Regions from separate parts of the Homo sapiens genome. Here region 1 is linked to region 2. Evidence: chromatin loops called from intact Hi-C (ENCODE). Cell type or tissue: prostate gland. All regions are shown on one strand. Links, peaks and the distances in the headings refer to the core of each region. The heading gives the core; the rest is flanking DNA. Region 1 overlaps ENDOV (endonuclease V). Region 2 overlaps RPTOR (regulatory associated protein of MTOR complex 1).

The links. Peaks named below come from ENCODE experiments on the same cell type or tissue, not always from the same donor. Only the 100,000 strongest peaks of a DNase experiment are listed, where the experiment ranks them.
Region 1: it touches region 2 in a loop (4-fold over the local background); 6 of 110 quality-filtered maps call a loop at or near these places.

The regions. Positions count from the first base shown.
Region 1 is chr17:80,430,343-80,435,713 of GRCh38, reverse strand. All of the region lies in intron 9 of ENDOV (endonuclease V), which reads right to left. Among named protein-coding and RNA genes, the nearest start is that of MIR4730, 14 kb to the right of the region's middle. In prostate gland, for the core only: no CTCF peak of the experiment used is centred there; no DNase peak of the experiment used is centred there.
Region 2 is chr17:80,654,582-80,659,952 of GRCh38, reverse strand. The region is part of intron 3 of RPTOR (regulatory associated protein of MTOR complex 1); the gene reads right to left. Among named protein-coding and RNA genes, the nearest start is that of RPTOR, 110 kb to the right of the region's middle. In prostate gland, for the core only: no CTCF peak of the experiment used is centred there; no DNase peak of the experiment used is centred there.

The DNA.
Region 1 (5,371 bases), core at 135-5,134, 220 kb after region 2:
GAACCCGGGAGGCGGAGCTTGCAGTGAGCCGAGATCACGCCACCGCACACCAGCCTGGGCGACACAGCGAGACTCTGTCTCAAAAAAAAAAATTAGCCAGGCATGGTGGCACATGCTTGTAGTCCCAGCTACTCTGGAGGCTGAGCCAGGAGGATTGCTTGAGCCCAAGAGGTCGAGGCTGCAGTGAGCCATGATCACACCCCTGCACTCCAGTCTTGGCAACAGAGCGAGACCCTGTCTCAACAACAAAGCAAAATGGTCTGGGACAACTGGCTACTCACAGGTATGACATGGGACCTGCTCCCTTACACCATACACAAATTTAAGTCAAAATGGATCAAAGACTTAAAGGTAAGAAGCACTAAAACTATACATTTCTTAGAAGGAAATGTAGGTGTAAATTTTCATGGCCTTGAATTAGTCAATGGCTTCTTAAATCTAACATCAAAAGCATAAGCAACAAAATAGATGGACTTCATCAAATTTAAAAACTTTCATGCATCAAAGGACACTAACAAGAAAATAATGACAACCCACAGGAAAAAATATTTGTAAACTAAAGAAGTGATCAATATCTAGGATTCAGAACATATAAAGAACTTCTGCAACTCAACAAGATGACAACCCAATTTTTAAAATGGGCAAAGGATTTGAATAGATGCTTTGCTCACGAGGATATACAAATGGTTACTAGACATGAGAAGGCGCTCACCACCATTAGCCATCAGGAAATGCAAATCAAATGCACAATGAAATACCACTTTTTTTTTGAGGCAGGGTCTCATTGTCACCCAGGCTGGAATGCAGTGGCACAATCACGGTTCACTGCAACCTCAACCTCCTGGGCTTAAGTGATCCTCCCACCTCAACCTCCCGAGTAGCTGTGATTATAGGAGTGCATCACCATGCCTGGTTAATTTTTTAGTTTTCTGTAGAGATGAGGTCTCACTATGTTGCCCAGGCTGGTCTCAAACTCCTGGGCTCAAGTGATCCTCCTGTCACAGCCTTCCAAAGTGCTGGGATTACAGGCATGAACCACTCACTGTGCCCAGCCGAAACACCAGTTTCTACTCCAAGGAATGGCTAGAATCTAAGCGGCAGATAATAGCAAGTGGTGGTGAGGGTGTGCAGAACCTGGAACCCTTGGGCATTGCTGGTGGGGATGTGAACTGATGTAGCTGCTATGGAAAAGTCTGGCAGTTTCTCAGAAAGTTAAACACAGGGTCACCACATGACCCAGAAATTCTACTCCTAGGTATATATACCCAAGGCAACTGAAAACATGTTTACACAAAAGCGTGTACATCAGTCTTCATTGCAGCATTATTCACAAAAGCCCTGAATGGAAAAAACCCAAATATCCACCAGGATTAACAAAATGTTTATACTGATCCATATGATGGAATATGACTCAGCCATAAAGAAGAATGAGGTCCTGACACCTGGCACGACACAGGTGCATCTTGAAAACATTATGCCAAGAGAAGGAAGCCAGACAGAAAAGACTACACGGTGATTCCACGCCTGCATGGCGCCCACAGCAGGCCTGTCCAGAGACACACGGTGATTCCACGTCGGCATGGTGCCCACAACAGGCCTGTCCAGAGACAGGAAGCCCTTGCTGGGTGCCAGGGTCTGGGGAAGGGAGAACGGGGAGTGACTACTAATGGATATGGGGTTTCCCTTTGGGGTAAAAAACCGTTCTGGAACTAAACAGTAATGATGGTTGCACATGATTGTGAATATACCAAAAGTCAATGAGTTGTAGTGGAAATGATGACTTTTATCTCAAAACAAACATAAACTACTCACGTAAAAATTGTCTGCAAACTTATCTCCAGGCTCTGGCCTGCTCCTTCTTGCAAGGGGAGGGGAAAATGAAGGACCCCCTGACCAGGTCCTGGCCAGGCCCTCAGCTGGGGAGGCCCACCTGACACCCATGGTCCTTGAGGAACCAACGGTTTTAAGCAGAGCCTGACCTCCAGCCCCAGAGGAGCCCAGAGCCATCTCTGCCCCCCTCACAGAGGTGGGTCATTGGGGTTGAAGCTACTGCTCTTTGTGCAAAGCCTACCACATGCCAGGCAGTTGTGGGCATTTCTTCTGAGTCTCCCGGCCCCCTGGGAAGCTCCCCTGTTGGAGTGAAGCCCCAGGGCGCAGGAGGTGTGGTCCTGTCTGGCTCCAGAGGAAGGGGGCAGCCAGGCCTCCCTTCGAGGACCTGAGTTCTGATGGCTTGGGATGGCGTGAGGAGCTGCCAGCTCAGGTGGGAGCCTGGTAGATGAGACCTCCCTGACCTGGCTTCATCCTCTCATCACTGGGGTTGGCACAGCATGGCGGACTGACGGCCTTGTGGGCCTCACCTCTCCAAACCAACAGCCTTCCCTCACCAAGGACTCACCATGTGCCAAGGCTCCCTGCTGAGCCCTTACACACTTCACCTGGTGGAATATCCCCCACCACATGGGCAGGTACTGACCCCTGTGGGATGCGTTTTGAGCTTTGCTCAAGGCCAGCCTGGAAGAGACAGTGGGATCTCAGCCAGCTCTGCCCAGCTTCCACACTGTGCTTCTAATGCCTCTAATTCCCTGCCACCTGTGCTCCCGGAGCTCTGGACAGGGAAAGCTCTAGAAGTCAGGAGGGCATTCTGTGGGAATGCCAGTGAGTGTGGAGAGGGGAGAGGCATTTGTTTGGGGCAGGGGGTGCTGAGCCTCCCAAGGGTCCTACTGGCTTGGGGCACACACATGGCATCCTGGACACCAGGCTCTGGGTGTGTCTGGGGTGGTGGAGCCCTTTGACTCAGGAGGTAGGTGGAATGAGGCACCAGCTGGGTGCCATGTTTCCCTTTCCCACGAGTGCCCTCGGGGAGGTGGAATGGGAGCGAGCAGAAACCTGGGTACTGCTGGGCCACCTGCAGTCAGCAGCTCCCCTGCCTAGACCCCCACACGCCCCCATGACTCCATCTCCCACGACTCTGCTTGAGGCAAGGTCCCCCATCGCCAGCATTGGCTCTGTCCACTCCCTGCCTGAGGAGCCCTGTTCTTCCAAGGACCATGCAATGGTCTCACCTATGCCTCAGTGGGCCTGGGGGCCAGCATGAGGGGTCCCCAGAGCGGTGCCTAAGCCCCGGACTCACGGGCAATGACACGGGACCTCTGCCTCCCTGTCCCCCAACCTGGACGGCATGCCCCAGGACAACGGCTGTGCTCGGTTGGTGTTACTGCCGGGAGAGCCCAGCCCAGCCTGCTTGTGCTGGTGACATTCAGAGGTTTCAGGGGAACACCTCTGGAGGCTGTCCACGGCCCTGCTCTCCCTCCCATCCAGACAGGACTCCACAGGGGTGCTGGGAGGCAGATCCTTGCCAAAGATGCTAGGTGGGCAGACGCCCTTCCCTCCGACCACTGATGCCTCATTCCTGGGCCCAGCCAGGTGCTGGACTCCACCACCCCATGCCCCATTTATTAGGAGTGTACCGAGTGTCCACCGCTGGGCAAGAGACCTATGTGTATCCCCACCTTTAACCCCCAAAGCTTCTGAAGCAGGTGTTCATGTTCCCGGTGAGGAAACAGGTTCCAGGTGGACACGGCTGCAGCTCTCGGCTTATCAGGTGCTGCCCTGGACTCTCCCAAGGGGACCTTCAGCGCCCACCAGACAGGCACATCTAGACCGGTCTGCACCCCACATGTGGCTGTCCCCGAGGCTCACACAGCTCCACAGCTGACACCCCTCCCAACTTGAGCTAGAGGCAGACAGGGTCCACACAACCTCAAAGCCGGCCTCACCGGCTGTCAACTCCACCCCTCTCCCACCCCAAGGACTCTCTGGGGACACTCTCCCCACACTGGCCTGAGTTCCAAGGCCCTTCCTGTCTGCTGCCTCTCCCTTTCCAAGGCAAGTGGAAAGGGAGGGCCGTGAGCCGTCCCCATCCACTAGCTCCTGCCCCTTTCGGTGGGAAGGGCAGAGATTCCTCTGCCACGGTGAGGGGAGCCTCAGTCCACCGGTGGGGTCCTCACTGAAAGCTAGATCCCCGACAGGCCCAAGTGCCCAGGGCTGAGTGAGGCCAGTCCGGGGCCACTGACACCCTGAAGCATGGAGGGCCTGAGGGGCCGCACTGGGGCTCCCTCTCGCCCCACACTGCTCATCTGGTTCCGGCCAGCGTTGCCGATGGATGGCAGCCACAACAGTCCACCTAGTTCCCGCTCTCTCCTGTGCCCCCCGTGACTTTAGGCACAAGGTGCCCGCAGAGCCCCTCGGCATCCGCTCCCCCCAGCCCCACTTGTCCTGGAGTGAGTCTACTTCTTATAGAAATTTCTAGAATAGAGTCTGCTCCATCAAGGAAGGGCAGCTACACAGCCTGGGCCTCTTTTCCAGAGCCTCTGCCCCTGCAGCCCAGCCCTCCAAAGCAGCTTTCGAGTGAGCGCAGGCGGGTGGGGCCAGCACTCCCCGGCCCTGAGTGCTGCTGCCTGTGTACCTGTTCCCTCAGGCCCAGGCTCGCCCTGCTCCTCAGGAACACCAGGATAGCACCTTCTTGAAGGGGCATGGAGGCGCGCCAGAGACCCGGCCTCCCTGGATTCTTGTCCCAAGCTGTCAAATCATGATCACCGGCCCCTTCTTGTAGAGGTCAGGTGAATGGCAAGAAAGGATTCCAGGGACTTCTTCATGCTCTGTGGCAGATTCCAGCATCCTCAGGGGGCCTGGGATCTGGAGGCCAGCCGGCATGTCAAGGGCTGGGGGGTGCTTGCAAGGTGCCCAGGGGCTGGGGCTGGGCTGCAGGTGGGCCATCCCCTTTGCCCCCACTCCTCAGCTGGCGCCTCTAGCCCACACCAAGAGAAGATGAAGTGGCCAGACAGGGGCCTAGGGCTGCTTTCCCACAGTGGAGACAGTTTTGAGGCTGTGCCTCTGGGGCAAGGCAGGCAAGGACAGAGGACAGTGATCAACTTTCAGAGCCTGTGGGGACGGTGCCACCCCCGATCCTAGCCCCCGCCGGGCACAGAGCCTGGCACCCAACCCCTCAGGCACCAGTGCCACCCTGTCTGGCCTCCTGCCCCACAGCCCAGACTGCCCGTGTGCTGCCCCCGTCCTCGGCCCCCTCCAGGCTGAGATGAGGCTCTCTGCTCCCTCTTCCTGGGACAGGCTGGAGGATGGCCAGGACTGGGGTCAGGGGTCATGGCAGGCAGTGAGCAGGTGCTAAAGCCCAGCTACCCCAGCTAGGACCCCTCCCGTGTCAGGGCAGAGGTGGTTCAGTGTGGCTGGGGCTGAGGACCTGCTTTAAAAATGAACCCTGATTTTGCAAGTAAACCTCAGGGTAAAGAGATCAATGGAAATAAATAAACAAACAAACAAATATGTGAAATAAAAAATGAATCCTGAGAAGAAT
Region 2 (5,371 bases), core at 319-5,318:
CCTGCAGGCCAGGCACGGTGGTTCATGCTCAAATCCCAGCACTTTGGGAGGCCAAGGCAGGAGGATTGCTTAAGCCCTGGAGTTTGAGACCAGCCTGAGCAACAGAGCAAGACCTTATCTCTACAAAAAAATTTTTTAAATTAGCCAGATGGTCCGGGCGCAGTGGCTCACGCCTGTATCTCAGCACTTTGGGAGACCAAGGGGCGGATCACGAGGTCAAGAGGTTGAGACCAGCCTGGCCAACATGGTGAAACCACATCTCTACTAAAAATACAGAAATTAGCCGAGTGTGCTGGTGCGTGCCCGTAGTCCCAGCTACTTGGGAGGCTGAGGCAGGAGAATTGCTTAAACCCAGGTGGCAGAGGTTGCAGTGAGCCAAGATCGTGCCACTGTATCCAGCCTGGCGACAGAGAGAAACTCCAACTGAAAAAAAATAAATAAATAAAAATAAAAATTAGCCAGGTATGGTGTCGCATACCTGTAGTCCCAGCTACTCAGGAGGCTGAGGTGGGAGGATCACTTGAGCCCAGGAGGTCGAGGCTGCGGTGACCCGTGATTGCACCACTGCACCCCAGCCTGGGTGACAGAGCGAGAGCCTGTTTCAAAAGAAAAAAAGCAGCCACAGAAACTGGCTAAGGTATTCCTAACCCTTCTTGGATTCAGATCAGAAGCCCACTCTTCTGAGCCCACTTCCCCCTCGGAGCCATGGAGCCTACATTTCACCCAGGGTCACCCTGTGTGCATGAGTGCAGCTCTTCCCTCTCCTAACAGCGCTCGGAGGCAATCTCTCGGGGACCACTCATGGGCTCCAGCCTGCAGGACGTGATGCTGCCACCACCATTCCACAATCGGGACTCAGATTCCCTCCACGGGTGAGCCCTGTGGCTCTCGGCACAAATACTGGCCTCTGTCTAGTCATGCCCTCAAGTCCACACTGTGCTGACAGCAACAGCTGAGTCCAGGCCATCAGCAGCAGTCAGACTGATGGCAACACACACCCCCCATTTCAAAGATGTTGATGTAAGGAGGGCTAGAACTGAAAGCTGATGTGTACAAGAAAAGAGATAACAAGGTGAAAATTTTCACCAGAGAACTGGAATTGATAAAGAATCGAATGGAAATCACAGAATAGAAAAATACAATGGAATCAAGAATTTGGTAGGTTGGCTAAACAGCAGACTGTGCCCCACAGCAAAGGAGAGGATCAGTGACCTACAGCAAGAAAAAAACTCGGAACAGAACATGAGAAATGTACAGGACATGGTGAAAAGGTCTAACCTATTCCAATGAGCGTCAGCAGGGGAGACAGAATGGCAGAGAACCAGTGTCTTAAGTGATAGTACTTAGAAACATCAAGCCACAGGTTCAAGGAGCACCAAAAAGGATACATATGAAGTAGTCCACAGCTAAGAACATCTCCGTAAAGTAATACAAACCAAATCAGCTGGACAGGGGGGTGCGGGGAGGGAACTTTCAAAGCACCAATATTAAGACTTACAGTCAGTGTGACGTTTTAACAGAAAGGAGATGAAGGGAAAAACACCTTTAAACTTAAAAAAAAGTTGACATAGAATTCTACACACAGCAAAAATATCCTTCAAAAATGAAATAGAGGTAAAATATGCAGAAACTAAATTGTTGTTGGCAGCCTCACCCTAAAAGAAATATTAAAGGATGTTTTTCAGGTTGAAGAAACATGACCCTGAACAGAAGGACAGAAATGCAGGAAAGAATAAAGAACATTAATAAGTGTAAAGAAGCAGATAAATCTAAATAAATATTGACTGTATACTGTGGGGTTTAAAATCCACATAGAAACTCCAACCCCATGATGTTGACACCATGCAAAGTAAAGGGGGGTGGGTAGGAGGGTTAAATGCATCAAGATTCTTGCACTGTCTGGCCAAGTGGTGCAAGTGCTAACTTCAACACTTCTCACAGTAAGGGTATGTAGTAATTTATTAGGGTTACCACGAAACAAATATGTAGCTTATGTATTCTCTGATACATCACTAATAGAAGGAGAAAATGGAATAATTTTTTAAACTGCTTAATGCAAAAGAAATCAAGAAAAGAGAAAAAATAAAGAACAGGTGAGACAAAACTAAAATAAATAGGAGGGTGGTGGATTTAACCCCAGATACACAGTGTATCAATAACTACATTAAATGTAAATGGACTAAATATTCCAACTAAAAGATTAAAAACTCCCCTATCCAGTAAATAAATGCCCCAGTAAGTCAGCCCTCCCCTGGGAATCTACAGTCCTGGCTGCATCTCCAGACAGGGCAAACTGGAGGTAGAGTGGCCACTCGACAGAACCAGCCAAAGGTCACCCAGTAAACTAAGAGCTGGTTAGTAGTATCACTGCTGCATTGCTTAGCCTTTATGCATTCAGTGAGTGCTCTGGGAATATGAAAGCAACATATTCACACTGAGAAACAGCCTTGTGAAAAAGTAAAGGAGATTTCAAAAAAAAAGAAGGAAAGTCAGCTGGTTACTTTGGCTATCAAAAGCCAAGACCTAACAGACCAAGACAGGAGTCAAAGGCATGAAAAATATCAGGTTATAAGATCCTAAAAATCTGGATTCCCTCTCCACTCAGCAGGGAGAGGTGCTGGCTGTCACCCTAACTACACTCTCCAAGGTTTACCTTGCAAAGCTGGAGCCTGCTCTTTTCTGGAGCTTGCTTCTGCCATCAGTGTAGACTCCAAGTCCCCAGGTCCAAACCCCTCCCTAACAAGGGCCCAATAAAGACCCACTGAAATCACATTCTGATCCCTAGTCAATCTGTTCTTTTTTCTCCCTCAGTTTAAAAGTAAAGAATTTCTATCAGCTGAATGAATAGAAATATATTCAAATTTAAACAAGCAAGAACAGGGCTGTGAAAACAAAGAGACTTCTATTCTTCAAATGACGAAACGCTGAGAAATTGGATTAAAATGCCCATGATAATTTAGCTGTTTTAATACTTTATGCTGGTAAACAAAGGCAAAGGAAACAGCCCTGGGCAGAGCCCCTCCTGCTTGCTCTCCCACCGCTATGGGCAGTGTCCCCGCGGCTCCCTGCCACTCAATACAAGTGTTCCGGACAGAGGAACTAGCCATCCCTGAAACAGCTCTGTCAACTAGAGGGTGATTAACACTTGCCCCTTCGATGTGAGCACTCACGTGGGCCCCATGCAAAGTCTTTCCAGCTCATCATGTCACACGCATGGCACAGAAACAAATGAGATGGACAGAAGTGAAAGAACCTACAGACAAATGTCACAACCCAAAGGCAAAAGTCCCAAGTGGCTCCGTCTGCCTCACAGTCCCCTTCCTACTCTGAGATGACACATGGTGAATAGGTATTTTAAATTAGTTGCCTATTATTAAAGTAAAAAAAATCATGGTTTTAAAACAGAAGGCACATAGAAGGGTTTTGTGTAAAAAGGTGAAAGTCCCATTCTGCATCTGCCCCAAGTCACGGTGACAGATGTTCTGTGCTTCGCCTCATTTGTGGTACTGTTGCCCCTTAGAATCAAATTTTATTCTGGAGTTAGATTCTGAAGTCAGTACAGACCTGATTTAAAATGTATTCTGAGGCCGGGCGTGTTGACTCACACCTGTAATCCCAGCACTTTGGGAGGCCAAGGCGGGTGGCTCACCTACAAGGAGTTTGAGACCAGCCTGACCAACATGGTGAAACTCCATCTCTGCTAAAAATACAAAAATTAGCCGGGTGTGGTGGCACATGCCTGTAATCTCAGCTACTCGGGAGGCTGAGACAGGAGAATCGCTTCAACCTGGGAGGCAGAGGTTGCGGTGAGCCGAGATTGCGCTACTGCACCCCAGCCTGGGTGACAGAGCAAGACTCTGTCTCAAAGAAAAAAAAATGTATTTTGACCCAATATGCTGCTTTCAAAACTAGAATCAGTCAACACAGCAAGACACCAAGAGGCGAAGGAAAATGAGAACGACTAAGGAGGCCACAGGCTGATGTCTCCCTTCCGTGTTCACTCTAAGGCATCTGAGTGAGTGGAGGAGGGGCAGATCCACCGACTTGCCCTCCATCTATCTAGGGATCTACCCACCCATGTACACATATGCCACACCCAGCTACACACATTACATATGACAAGCAGGAACGGCTGACTCCATCAGTCATATGTGCATACACTAAACCTGTTGAATACACTTTCTTCTTTTGCATTTTAAATTTGACGTATTTTAAGCTGGCACTGTGGCTCACACCTGTAGTCCTACATACTCCTGAGGCTGAGGCAGGAGGATCACTTCAGCCCAGGAATTCGAGGTTAATGAGCCATGATCACACCACCGCACTCCAGCCTGAGTGACAAAGCAAGACACCACCTCTACAAAAAAAAAAAAAAATTAAAAATTAGCTGGGCATGGTGGCACACATCTGTAGTCCCAGCTACTCAAAAGGATATGGCAAGAGGATAGCGTGAGCCCAGGAGGTTGAGGCTGCAGTAAGCTGACTGCATCACTGAACTCTAGCCTGGGCAACAAAGCAAGACCCCTCTAAAAATATAAAAACAAATCAATAAAAATAAATTTAAAAAAAACAAAAAATATGGCTCATACCTATAATCCCAGCACTTTGGGAGGCCAAGGCAGGCAGATCACTTGAGGTCAGGACTTTGAGGCCAGCCTGGCCAACATAGTGAAACCCTGTCTCCACTAAAAATACAAAAATTAGCCAGGTGTGGTGGCATGTGCCTGCAGTCCCAGCTATTCGGGAGGCTGAGGCAGGAGAATCACTTGGGCCCAGGAGATGGAGGCTGCAGTGAGCCAACATCATGCCACTGCACTCCAGCCTGGATGGCAGAGCAAGGCTCTGTCTCTAAATTAATAGATAAAGAAACTATGTTTTAGAGATCTTCCTACAACAGAAAGAAGTCTTCAATAATTTTGTGTTCTTTTCAAGTTTGAAATCCTTCAGAGGGAGGAGGATTAGAAGAGGAATGGTTTGGTAACTTTCTCTTTCTTCTATGTTTATCCATTTATTTTTCTTTACTATCTTTTCTGAGGTCAATTATGGTCATTTATATTTTCCTAGAAAATTATGCATCGCATACAAGTTTTCCAATTTATCTGCAAAGTTTTGCAAAGCACTCTTTTATGACTCTTGATTTCCTCAAATCTTGAGTTACTTCTCCCTGATTATCTGTGCCTTCTTCTTGGATTTTATTGGACTTCAGCTAAGATTTTTGTTTATAAAAATAAAACTTATAATTAAAAATTCTACACAAAAATGACTTGACTTCAGGGCATGTTCCAGTCCGGGGTAAGCAGCATGTTGATTAAGGAGCCTGCCACACATGCAACCCTTTAGAAGAGACTCTTCCTTATACAAGCCATGGGTA